2 separate regions of the Homo sapiens genome follow, and region 2 is linked to region 1. A link is a loop called in an ENCODE intact Hi-C map of the cell type or tissue named here. Cell type or tissue: mammary epithelial cell. All regions are shown on one strand.

Region 1 (5,000 bases):
GGACTAAGGAGCTGAAGCTCTTTTGGAGGGGGTAGGGGGTATGACTTAACTGCTCATTTCTGGCAGCTCTGTTGGTAATGTGTGCTTGTTCCCCCACTTTCCCTTTGCTTTTGAGGCTGCTTAGAGTCTCTGGGCTGGTCAATGTTCAGATCCATTCCCTAAACCCCCCTACTCCCACCCACCACCTCCCACCAAGACGCATCTCCAGCTCCTGAGTCGACCTGCAGTACAGCGTTATTAGTCTTTTTATTTGCTTATTGCATCTTGGGAGCGCGTGGGTGGGTGAAGGGAGCGAGGATAGGAAGTCTATGGAGATTTACACCAGTTTTTTTTTTTTTTTAAACAAAAACACAGCCAGATAATTATTATTCTTCCCTTACGTCCCCCCAGCCCCCACCTGGGGCAGTCGCTCTCCCGGCTGCGTCCCTTTTCGTCCATGTCCTAGCAGAGACTACAGAGCAGTACAGAGGCTCTCGCTGAAACCAGTCCCAGGCTCCACAGAGTCAGATCACGGCTTCACACCAGTCGTTCTGGTCACTTAGGCGTTCGCGTGAGCGCTCAACCCCTTACCGCCACCTCATCGTCACTCTACACCATTCTGAGCGCAAAAATGTTTTGATTGAGACAAATTTAGACCAAGCAATGACCTTGTAAACAGAGAGAGGGGCTCAGACATGCTGAGAAATCCTTATCTCTAGAGAAACGTCTTTAAATGCTAAGTAAAAGCCCTAGCAAGTAAAAGCCCTGAGGCACTAGGGTGTCGGTTAGGGGTCACAGGCGGAGAGGTGGGGCGCCTGGGGGTTTCGGTAGGGAGCCACCCACAGATAACTCAGACAGCCAGATTCTGGGGGTCGTTCAGGTTGAAAGACTGGTCGAAATTACGCGGGCATGAGTCAGCGCATCCCTACGCGCCCTCCGCCCCTTGAGGGTGGGTCGCTTATAGGGAGGGGAGTAGAGTAGGGCAGGAGAAACTGGGCCAGGCTGCACTTAGCTCAAGGGGCCTCGAGGACTCTCTGCGTCTCTGGAGACAAGGGCACTACACGCACTTCAGAATGAAGAGTTGTAAGTCGCTGACCTGGGGCGGACTGGAGGGTGGGGTGGGGTGGGTGTTGAGGGGCACGCCCGGGCTGGCATCAGCCCTCCAGGCCACCCTGCCACTCACCCAGCACACGGCAAAATGCAGAGGACTACCTTTCCCTGGTCCGCCCCCTGGCCGCCCCTTGGGGAATGCAAACTTCGTGTTCTGCTGCGGAGCCAGACGCCTGTATTGGGAAGTGGGGAGAATCAAGGCGGGGAAATCGGACTTTTGGGTCGCTGGGGGCAACGAAGCCTGGAGAGGCCTTCTTTCCATTCCCAGAATATGTTTGCTGCTTTTTCCTCTCCCCACTGGCCTAAATGGATCGCTCCGCCTGTTTCCTCCCCAGCACCTAGGGCGCAATGGAATATTCCATTGCCCCTCCTGTCCTGGGTCTGTGTTGCGGGGAACGCTCGCGCGGTTGCCAGAGAAAGCCCCGGACGTGACGGATTTGCGCGACCCCAAGCAGCCCGCCCTTCCCCCTCCCATCCGTCATTCCCCTGCGCTCTCTTTCCTCACCCTTCCCCCCGCCACCGTGGGTTCCAGACTTGGGATAAGTAAACAGCGGGTGGAGCGAGGCCTACGGACCCAGGCCAGGTGGGAGTCTGCACTCTTCAAGGGGCCTGGGCTGCTGCTCACGGGTATTAAAGAACTCCGCGTTGTTCATGGCTGAGGCGATGCATTAGGAAGATCCTGGACCTAGAGAACAAGTCCCCCGAACGCTGAGTTGGAGGCGGGACTTCGGGTGCGCGTTGGTGCGTCAACGTGGTGGGGGGGTGTGTTTGTAGGGAGAGGGCTGGAGTAAGTTAAAAGTAGGCTATTTTGTGACACGGACCTGGTGTGGGAGCGAGAGGAGGTGGCTTGATTGCCGGGCGTCTGTTCCGAGGGAGGAGGGTGTTGCCATCTCCCTCACATGCCCTTATCACCCCTTTCTCAGGCGGGAGCATGCTGGGGCTCTGCGGGCAGCGGCTCCCCGCGGCGTGGGTCCTGCTTCTGTTGCCTTTCCTGCCGCTGCTGCTGCTTGCAGCCCCCGCGCCCCACCGCGCGTCCTACAAGCCGGTCATCGTGGTGCATGGGCTCTTCGACAGCTCGTACAGCTTCCGCCACCTGCTGGAATACATCAATGAGGTCTGGCAGGGGACACCTGGGTGCAGGGCGTTAGAGGCGTCTACTGTGGCAGGGGAGGGAGAGCGGGGAACTGAAAGCCACCCCTCTGGGCCTGCCCAGTTCCTCAGGGAGCTGGTGCTGGCGTGGGGGAGAGTTGGGGGACGGGATCCCTGGTTCTAGCAGGGTACAATAGACCTGTGGACGCGGGCCAGGGGGTGGCGTGTGGGAGCTTCTTAGCCTATCCCCGGTGGCTGCATTGCCCCCTTCCCACAGACACACCCCGGGACTGTGGTGACAGTGCTCGATCTCTTCGATGGGAGAGAGAGCTTGCGACCCCTGTGGGAACAGGTGCAAGGGTTCCGAGAGGCTGTGGTCCCCATCATGGCAAAGGCCCCTCAAGGGGTGCATCTCATCTGCTACTCGCAGGGTAGGCGACTCCCCTGCCCCTAACTCCTAAGCCCTATCTGAGGCTTGATCCTTATCTGAGGGACACTTCCTAGCGTCCCTTTTTCTGAACCACATTGCTCCAGGCACAACCCTGGTACCTGAGCCCTTCCTTTCTGACTTCCCTCAGCACCTGGGTCTCATCTCTGTCTTGAATGGGAGGGAGGCTCCCTACACTGCTGCCCTTTTGCTTCCTGTTACCCATGGTTCTTGGACATAAGGGCTAATGGGGCAGGTAAAAACATCCTAGAACTAGAGGCAGGAGGCCCAGCATCTAATTCGGGCTCAGTCACTTATATGATGTGTGACCTTTTGGCACAGGGTGTGCCTGCCTTCTGTAAGCCTCAGTCTCCTTTGTGTACAGTGTGTGTCTGTGTGTGTCTCTGTGTGTGTGTGTGTGTGTGTGTGTGTGTGTGTGGTGGGGGTGGGGGGTGCTGCTGGCTTTGCTGTCCTTAAGTGCCTGCCCAATGTGGTGTTCTGCTTACAGGGGGCCTTGTGTGCCGGGCTCTGCTTTCTGTCATGGATGATCACAACGTGGATTCTTTCATCTCCCTCTCCTCTCCACAGATGGGACAGTATGGAGGTGAGTGGGCACTAGACTCCATAGAATGCCCTGAGTTTTGGGGGAACAGAGGTTTATGGTCACTTAGCATTGCCATTCGCTTGCCAGACACGGACTACTTGAAGTGGCTGTTCCCCACCTCCATGCGGTCTAACCTCTATCGGATCTGCTATAGCCCCTGGGGCCAGGAATTCTCCATCTGCAACTACTGGCATGGTGAGTGGGGATGCTGAACTGGGGCTTCCATGGATCAGGTCAGTTGCTTCCACCTCTGCTACAACCAATAGCAGTGATGACAATAAAGATAACTTACATTTATTGAGTTATTTGAACAGGCTCTGTTCAGAATTTTTTTTTTTTTTGAGACGGAGTCTTGTTCTGTTGCCCAGGCTGGAGTGCAGTGCACCATCTTGGCTCACTGCAACCTCCGCCTCCCAGGTTCAAGTGATCCTCCTGCCTCAGTCCCCCTAGTAGCTGGGATTACAGGCAGGCGCCATCATGCCCGGCTAAGTTTTGTATTTTAAGTAGAGATGGAGTTTCGCCATGTTGGCCAGGCTGGTCTCGAACTCCTGACCTCAGGTGATCCACTCGCCTCGGCCTCCCAAAGTGCTGGGATTACAGGTGTGAACCATTGCACCTGGCCCAGAATGTTTTAAGTGTGTCACCTTATTGCCTTAGAAGGTTTAGTCTGATGTGGGAGTCAGCAAACCTTGTCTATAAAGGGCCAGAGAGTAAATATTTTTGACTTTGTAGGACATATAGTCTGTTTCACAACTCCTCAATTCTGCTGTTGTAGTGTGAAAGCAGCCATGTACCATATGTGAATGAATGTGCCTGTGTTCCAGTAAAACTTCATTTACAAAAACAAGTAGCAGGCTGGATTTGGTCCTTTGGTCACAGTTTGCCAACCTCTAGACCAGACCATGGGGCCAGAATACTTGGGTTTGAATCTTGACCCTATTGGGTGCCTTTGGGCAAGTTACTTAACCATTCTGTTACTCAGTTTTCCTTATCTGTAAAATATTATAGCATGTACTTCACCAGGTGGTTGTAAGGATTAAATAAATAAATGAATGCAATGTACTTTGAATAGTACCTGGCTCATATAGTAGATACTAGATAGAAGTACTTGCTATTGCCAGGTGTGGTGGCTCACACCTGTAATCCCAATATCTTGGCAGGGGGAGGTGGGCGCATCACCTGAGGTCGGGTTCGAGACCAGCCTGGCCAACATGGTGAAACCCCATCTCTACTAAAAATACAAAAAAAATTTAGCTGAATGTGGGCACACGCTTGTAATCCCAGCTACTCAGGATGCTGAGTCAGGAGAATTGCTTGAACCCGGGAGGCAGATGTTGCAGTGAGCGGAGATCCTGCCACTGCACTTCAGCCTGGGTGACGGAGTGAGATTTCATCTAAAAAAAAAAAAGTACTTGTTACTATGTTTACGGTTGTTATCACTACTATTATTATTTTGAGATGGAGTCTCACTGTGTCTCCCAGGATGGAGTGCAGTGGTGCAGTCTCGGCTCACTGTAACCTCCACCTCCTGGGTTCAAGTGATTCCAGCGCCCCGAGTAACTGGGATTACAGGCATGCACCACCACGCCTGGCTAACTTTTGTATTTTTAGTAGAGACAGGGTTTCGCCATGTTAGCCAGGCTGGTCTCAAACTCCCGACTTCAAGTGATCCACCTGCCTCTACCTCCCAAAGTGCTGGGATTACAGGTGTGAGCCACCGCACCTGGCCTACATTATCACTACTATTTTATTACTATCCACCTTGACTATTGCTGCAGCTTCCTTATTGGG
Region 2 (5,000 bases), 180 kb before region 1:
AAGGCAGGCCTTAACCTCTCCTTCTTTCCTGCAGGGAATAGAACGTGTCCGGGCTGTGGCCAAGCGGATTGGTGAGGTCCAGGTGGCTTGTGGCCTGAACCAGACGGTGGAGGAATTTGTGGGGGAGCTGAATTTTGGGCTGGTTGAGGTTGTATATGAGTGGGCCCGGGGCATGGTGAGTACCTGAGGTTTGGGATTTTGCAGACGGCTGGCTGGGGAGAACCTGCCCAGGCTGAGTGCATCCAGTCCTCACCCTACTTTCCCCACAGCCCTTCTCCGAGTTGGCAGGGCTCTCAGGGACCCCTGAGGGCCTGGTGGTCCGCTGCATTCAGCGCCTGGCTGAGATGTGTCGCTCACTGCGGGGGGCAGCCCGCCTGGTAGGAGAGCCTGTGCTGGGTGCCAAGATGGAGACAGCGGCTACCTTGCTACGGCGGGACATCGTATTTGCGGCCAGCCTCTACACCCAGTGAATGCCCCATGTAAAAACATGATGATAAAACAGCAAAGCACTGTTGTGTGCTTGAGTTGCTGGACAGGGATGACTCAGCTAAGAAGACAGCGAGAGAACCTCTTAGAAATATGCTTTTATTATCTGCACACAGAGATATGACTGCCTCCCTCTAAAGCATTACTATTTGGGAGAGGGAGTCTTGGGGGGTGATGGGAGGTCCTGAGTCATAGCTTCCACATACCATATGGGCAGGAAGGCGTAAGGTGCATCTTGGTGTACAGACACGGTGACTGGGCCGCCAGGCTCCCAAGAGAAGAGATGAACGAGCCTGGGGGGCAGATGGAGGCATCAGTTGAGGGCCAGAGGCTGGATCCTGGGATCCAGAGGGGAGGGACAGAGCTGAATGCCTCACCTGGGGTCATCCTGGACAACCGTGCTCTGGGCAAAGCTAAGGAAGGCGGCACAGAAGTTCATGCACACAGAGGGATTCCAGCCGTCACGGTCATTCTGGAGCAGGCAGAGGAGGAGGCAGAAGATGGGCAGTGGGGGTGGTGGGAGGAGAGAAGGCAGGCTGTTGCCCTGGATGCTAGACCTGTGGTCTTGGTGTTTGGGGATACGGGTGGGAGCTGCAACATCGTTCCCTTACCCTGACATATTCAAACATCTTCATGGTAGGAAAGGTCTTGAGGGAAGAGACAAAACCGTCTGGGTTACGGAAGCCAGCAACAACATTCGGGACCCCTGGGAGGAATGACTGAGCCCACCATTTCAGGAGCTTGTGTCTGACAGGAAAAGCAAGGGATCAGTGGGACCCCTCGTGCACCCTCCATTCTGCCTTCACCCTCCTCCCCAAGTCCCTTTCCCAGCCTTCAAGCCTAAGCTCTCGCCCTGCCCACCCCGATCCTGAACCTGTAGAAACTCCTCCATTGGCCAGGGCTGTGCATCTCCTTGGAGGTCTTGAGCTCCACATAGCAGGTTGGGGGCTGTGTGGATGGGGCTTGGGGGTCTGTGCAGTCTACCTCCCCTGAGAAGAGCAGAGGGTGGCTTCCCAGGCGGCTGCGTAGCACAGAGCAGAAGGCCACGTTGGTGTTAACCTCCCCAGAGGGGTCTGGGGAGCTTCCAGGTTTGTCTGCACAAGGAGAGAAGCAGCAGCAGGCGTGGGGGGCTCTCAACCTCTGGGAAGGGGAAGGGGGCTATGAAGCAGGGGCAACTCACCTGCACACATGTACTGCTCAAATTTGTATCCCATGTACATAAGCTCCCGGAGGAGCGGTGGCCGAGCAAGCCTCTGGGCCCGAGCGTTCGGTGTCTCCACTTCACTCAGGTATAGTGTTCCCTGGAACCGGGAGGCTGCCAGCTGCCAGCCCTCCTGCCGCTCATACGGTGTCGTCAGCAGTTTTGTCAGGTGCCCCCGCCACGTCACTATGGCCTCTGCCAGCCAGCCTGGACCCCTGAGAGGCAGGAGTTACAGGCTGAAGGTCTGACACAAGCATTAGTGAGATGCTCCCCTCGAAGAATAGTCTTGTTTCTTCTAAGGACTGATTCTCACCCCGGCTTTGGCTCTCCTAATTTTAGAGGGTAGGTACGGGTCTCCAGATATACTGCCTACCACGCTTTGCTCACCCCTCCAACCGGCCTCGGTGTTCCAGGAGCCAGCACAGCAGGTGGTCCAGCCTTTCCTGGACCTCCTCGTCCCGGGGCTGGTATCGATCCGGGTATCCGTCTCTGAGGTCAAAGTTGGGGCCTGGACCGTTAGTGGGGGGTGGGCTATAGTAGCGCAGGGCTCGGGCATCTCCATGGTACTGGCGTTGAGCATCCAGGGAGAAGCAGCCCAGTTCCGAAGGGCGCCGGTAGAAAGGAAAGGGCCCAGAGTAGAGGGCAGGGTCTGTGGGCAGAGAAGGTGCTGGACGAGGTAGTTTGTTCCGAGGCTCAGCTACCTCTGTCTTCTCAGCTCCTCTCTTGGTCCCCCTGGGATCCATGAGGTCCTAAGACAAGCAGGGGTACAGAGTTTCCATTCTACAGAGGAGGCCTGGAGAAGGATGACTGGTTTAGGACTAAGCGAGCCACCTGATCGCCAGGCTCTGGCCTTGAAACATTCAGGCCCCTCAGACGCCACCGCGGCCAAGCTCTCATCCTGCCTCTTTCCTTGCCCTTCACCCACCCTCCCTCCAGGTCCTCCAAATGCAGTGAGGTTAGGAAGGACGTCTGCGCTCAGATCAAGAATCCAGTTACCTCAAAGCTCCCCAACTTCCACCTCCGCAGAGCTATGACGTCATGGCAGGCACGCCAGAGGCCGAAGGATGCAAAAGTGGTTTTCTGCTTTCGATGATGCAATCATTCAGCGACAGTGGCGGGCAAACCCCTCCCGGGGCGGGGGAGGTGTGAGCTTCACGAAGGAGGTTGACACCAACGTGGCCACCGGCGCCCCTCCACGCCGCCAACGAGTCCCCGGGCGTGCGTGCCCTTGGAGGGAGCCAATCCGCGGCCGGCGTGGGGCCCGGCCTGGCGGAGGTGATGCTGGTATGTGCGTCGCCACCGCCCCTCCCAGCACTGACGGGCCTGAGGGACGACAAGTTGACGCTCCTTTCGTCATCACCTGGTCTAGGAGGGACGCCCGGGGAGACCGTACGTCACTGCTCTGCGCCGGAAGACCCTATTTTCAGGTTCTCTTCCCTCCATTCCTACCCCTTCCCCGGTACCATAAAATCCCGGGATATGAGCTGGAAGAGGCATCACCTGATCCCGGAGACCTTTGGAGTTAAGAGGCGGCGGAAGCGAGGGCCTGTGGAGTCGGATCCTCTTCGGGGTGAGCCAGGTAACCATGGCAACCCCGGGGGTGGGGCCTCGCTTCCGGTAGCCGAGAGTTTTGTTAGAACCGCGTCCCCGCCCCAGTTCCCTGTCCGTGAGCCGATTTATCTGCCCAGGGTCGGCGCGCGCGGCTGTCTCAGAACTCATGCAGCTGTTCCCGCGAGGCCTGTTTGAGGACGCGCTGCCGCCCATCGTGCTGAGGAGCCAGGTGTACAGCCTTGTGCCTGACAGGACCGTGGCCGACCGGCAGCTGGTGAGGGGCGTCGGTGCGACCGCCGGAAGCCCCTTTCCTAACTCCTGGAATTCCCTGTCACTCAGTCACTCCGCCAGCCGTTCAGCAAGCATTAGGCCTTTCAGGCGAGGGCACTGTGCCAGGCACTGGGGTGCCACAGAGACCCTGTTAAAAGTCCCGCAGGTAGTACAGGGCATTTCAAATCATGGAGGTAGAAGAACGAGGCTTTTGGGGAAACCGAGTCATGGGGCATGGTTCGAACATACAGCGCTGGGAGTGCAGTCAGACGTCAGATCATGACAGGCCTTGTACATCAGTGTTGTTTCCATCTTACACTGAGGCGATGGGCTGGTAGAGAATATCATAGAGAGAGGGAATGGTGTATTGGAGATAGTGGATGAGGCAGGGAGGTCAGCTAAGAAGATACTGCATCTGAGAAGTGGTGAAGGCCTAAATTAGGTCAGTGCAGTAGGGAGGGAGAGGAGAGTGAGGAAGAGGGAGGAGTCCAGGACAACTCAGACTTTCCAGATGACTGCGTGGCTGGTGGTATTAGGAGCACATTTAGTTGTTGGACTACAGATAATGTGTTTAATTTTATACAAGTTGAGTTGATGGTGCATGTGGAGCATCCAAAGACAAAGGTATTAGACAGTTGGATATGAGAGTTGGAGAGAATTCTGGGCCAGTGATAATAGAATTACAAGTCATGGAGGTGTGAATAGCAAGTGGTTAATTCTGTGATGTGGTGAGATCCAGTAGGAAGAGTGGGTAGAGGAGTGATTTCTAACCTTTTTGTAATCTTTAGAAGGTGATAAAAGCTATGGCTATCTCTCTCCAGAAAAATGCACGTTTGCCACATATACATAGGGTGTATGTATAGTTAGGGGGGAAATATTTTACTAATCCTGCGAGGTCCGTGGTTAAGGACTCCAGGTTTAGAGTGGAAGTTAATAGGGTCAAATCCACAATGCTGGGAAACACCATCATTTAAGGCAGTGTTACTGAATATATGAGCTGAGTTATTATGCCTGTGTCAAAATTACGTGGGCTGCTTGTTAAAAAAAATACAGGTTCCTGGGACTCATCCAAGGTTAATGAATTACGCTCTCTTGGGGCGGGATTTGGGACTCTACATTTTTGAACTGCCTCAAGTGCTTTTTAAGTGTGCCTTAAAATTTGAGATCCACTGACATAAAGGGAAAGCAGAAGAAGAGGAATCTGTGACAGAGGCAGAGAGGGACTTGCCTGAGTTAAGAGGAACCCAGAGGCCGGCGCGGTGGCTCACACCTGTAATCCCAGCACTTTGGGAGGCCGAGGTGGGTGGATCTCTTGAGCTCATGAGTTTGATACCAGCATGGGCAACATGACATAACCCCATCTCTACAAAAAATACAAAAATTAGCCAGGCGTGGTGGTACGCGCCTATAGAGCTACTGGGGAGGCTGAGGTGGGAGGATTGCTTGAGCTGGGGAGGCGGAGGTTGCAGTGAGCTGAGATAGCACCGCTGCA

The links. A loop is a pair of places that touch in the nucleus more often than their neighbours do. Peaks named below come from ENCODE experiments on the same cell type or tissue, not always from the same donor. Only the 100,000 strongest peaks of a DNase experiment are listed, where the experiment ranks them.
Region 2: a loop joins it to region 1, with 3 times the contacts of the local background. A loop is called at or near these places in 6 of 110 quality-filtered maps.

Annotation. Positions count from the first base shown.
Region 1 is chr6:32,152,575-32,157,574 of GRCh38, forward strand. It overlaps PPT2 (palmitoyl-protein thioesterase 2), which reads left to right and starts at 1,567. Exons shown (of 9, transcript NM_005155.7): 1 at 1,567-1,830; 2 at 2,013-2,203; 3 at 2,456-2,609; 4 at 3,114-3,209; 5 at 3,297-3,404. The coding sequence starts at 2,021. PPT2-EGFL8 (PPT2-EGFL8 readthrough (NMD candidate)) reads left to right here and starts at 1,425. Exons shown (of 16, transcript NR_037861.1): 1 at 1,425-1,830; 2 at 2,013-2,203; 3 at 2,456-2,609; 4 at 3,114-3,209; 5 at 3,297-3,404. LOC100507547 (a long non-coding RNA gene) reads right to left here and starts at 1,791. Exons shown (of 3, transcript NR_037172.1): 1 at 1,715-1,791; 2 at 1,163-1,262; 3 at 228-598. It also overlaps a transcript of PRRT1 not described here. In mammary epithelial cell, CTCF peaks have their summits at 1,220 and 2,194 (motif pointing left); a DNase peak (open chromatin) is centred at 1,457; H3K4me3 peaks cover 2,337 bases; H3K27ac peaks cover 2,400 bases.
Region 2 is chr6:31,969,246-31,974,245 of GRCh38, forward strand. It overlaps SKIC2 (SKI2 subunit of superkiller complex), which reads left to right. Exons shown (of 28, transcript NM_006929.5): 27 at 35-175; 28 at 270-506. The coding sequence ends at 470. It overlaps DXO (decapping exoribonuclease), which reads right to left and starts at 2,893. Exons shown (of 7, transcript NM_005510.4): 1 at 2,684-2,893; 2 at 2,075-2,436; 3 at 1,667-1,902; 4 at 1,361-1,580; 5 at 1,098-1,233; 6 at 864-958; 7 at 570-779. The coding sequence starts at 2,430. The coding sequence ends at 632. WHR1 (winged helix repair factor 1) reads left to right here and starts at 3,118. Exons shown (of 7, transcript NM_004197.2): 1 at 3,118-3,266; 2 at 3,376-3,512. The coding sequence starts at 3,167. RefSeq lists an enhancer at 2,680-3,390. In mammary epithelial cell, no CTCF peak of the experiment used is centred here; a DNase peak (open chromatin) is centred at 2,926; H3K4me3 peaks cover 2,845 bases; H3K27ac peaks cover 2,908 bases.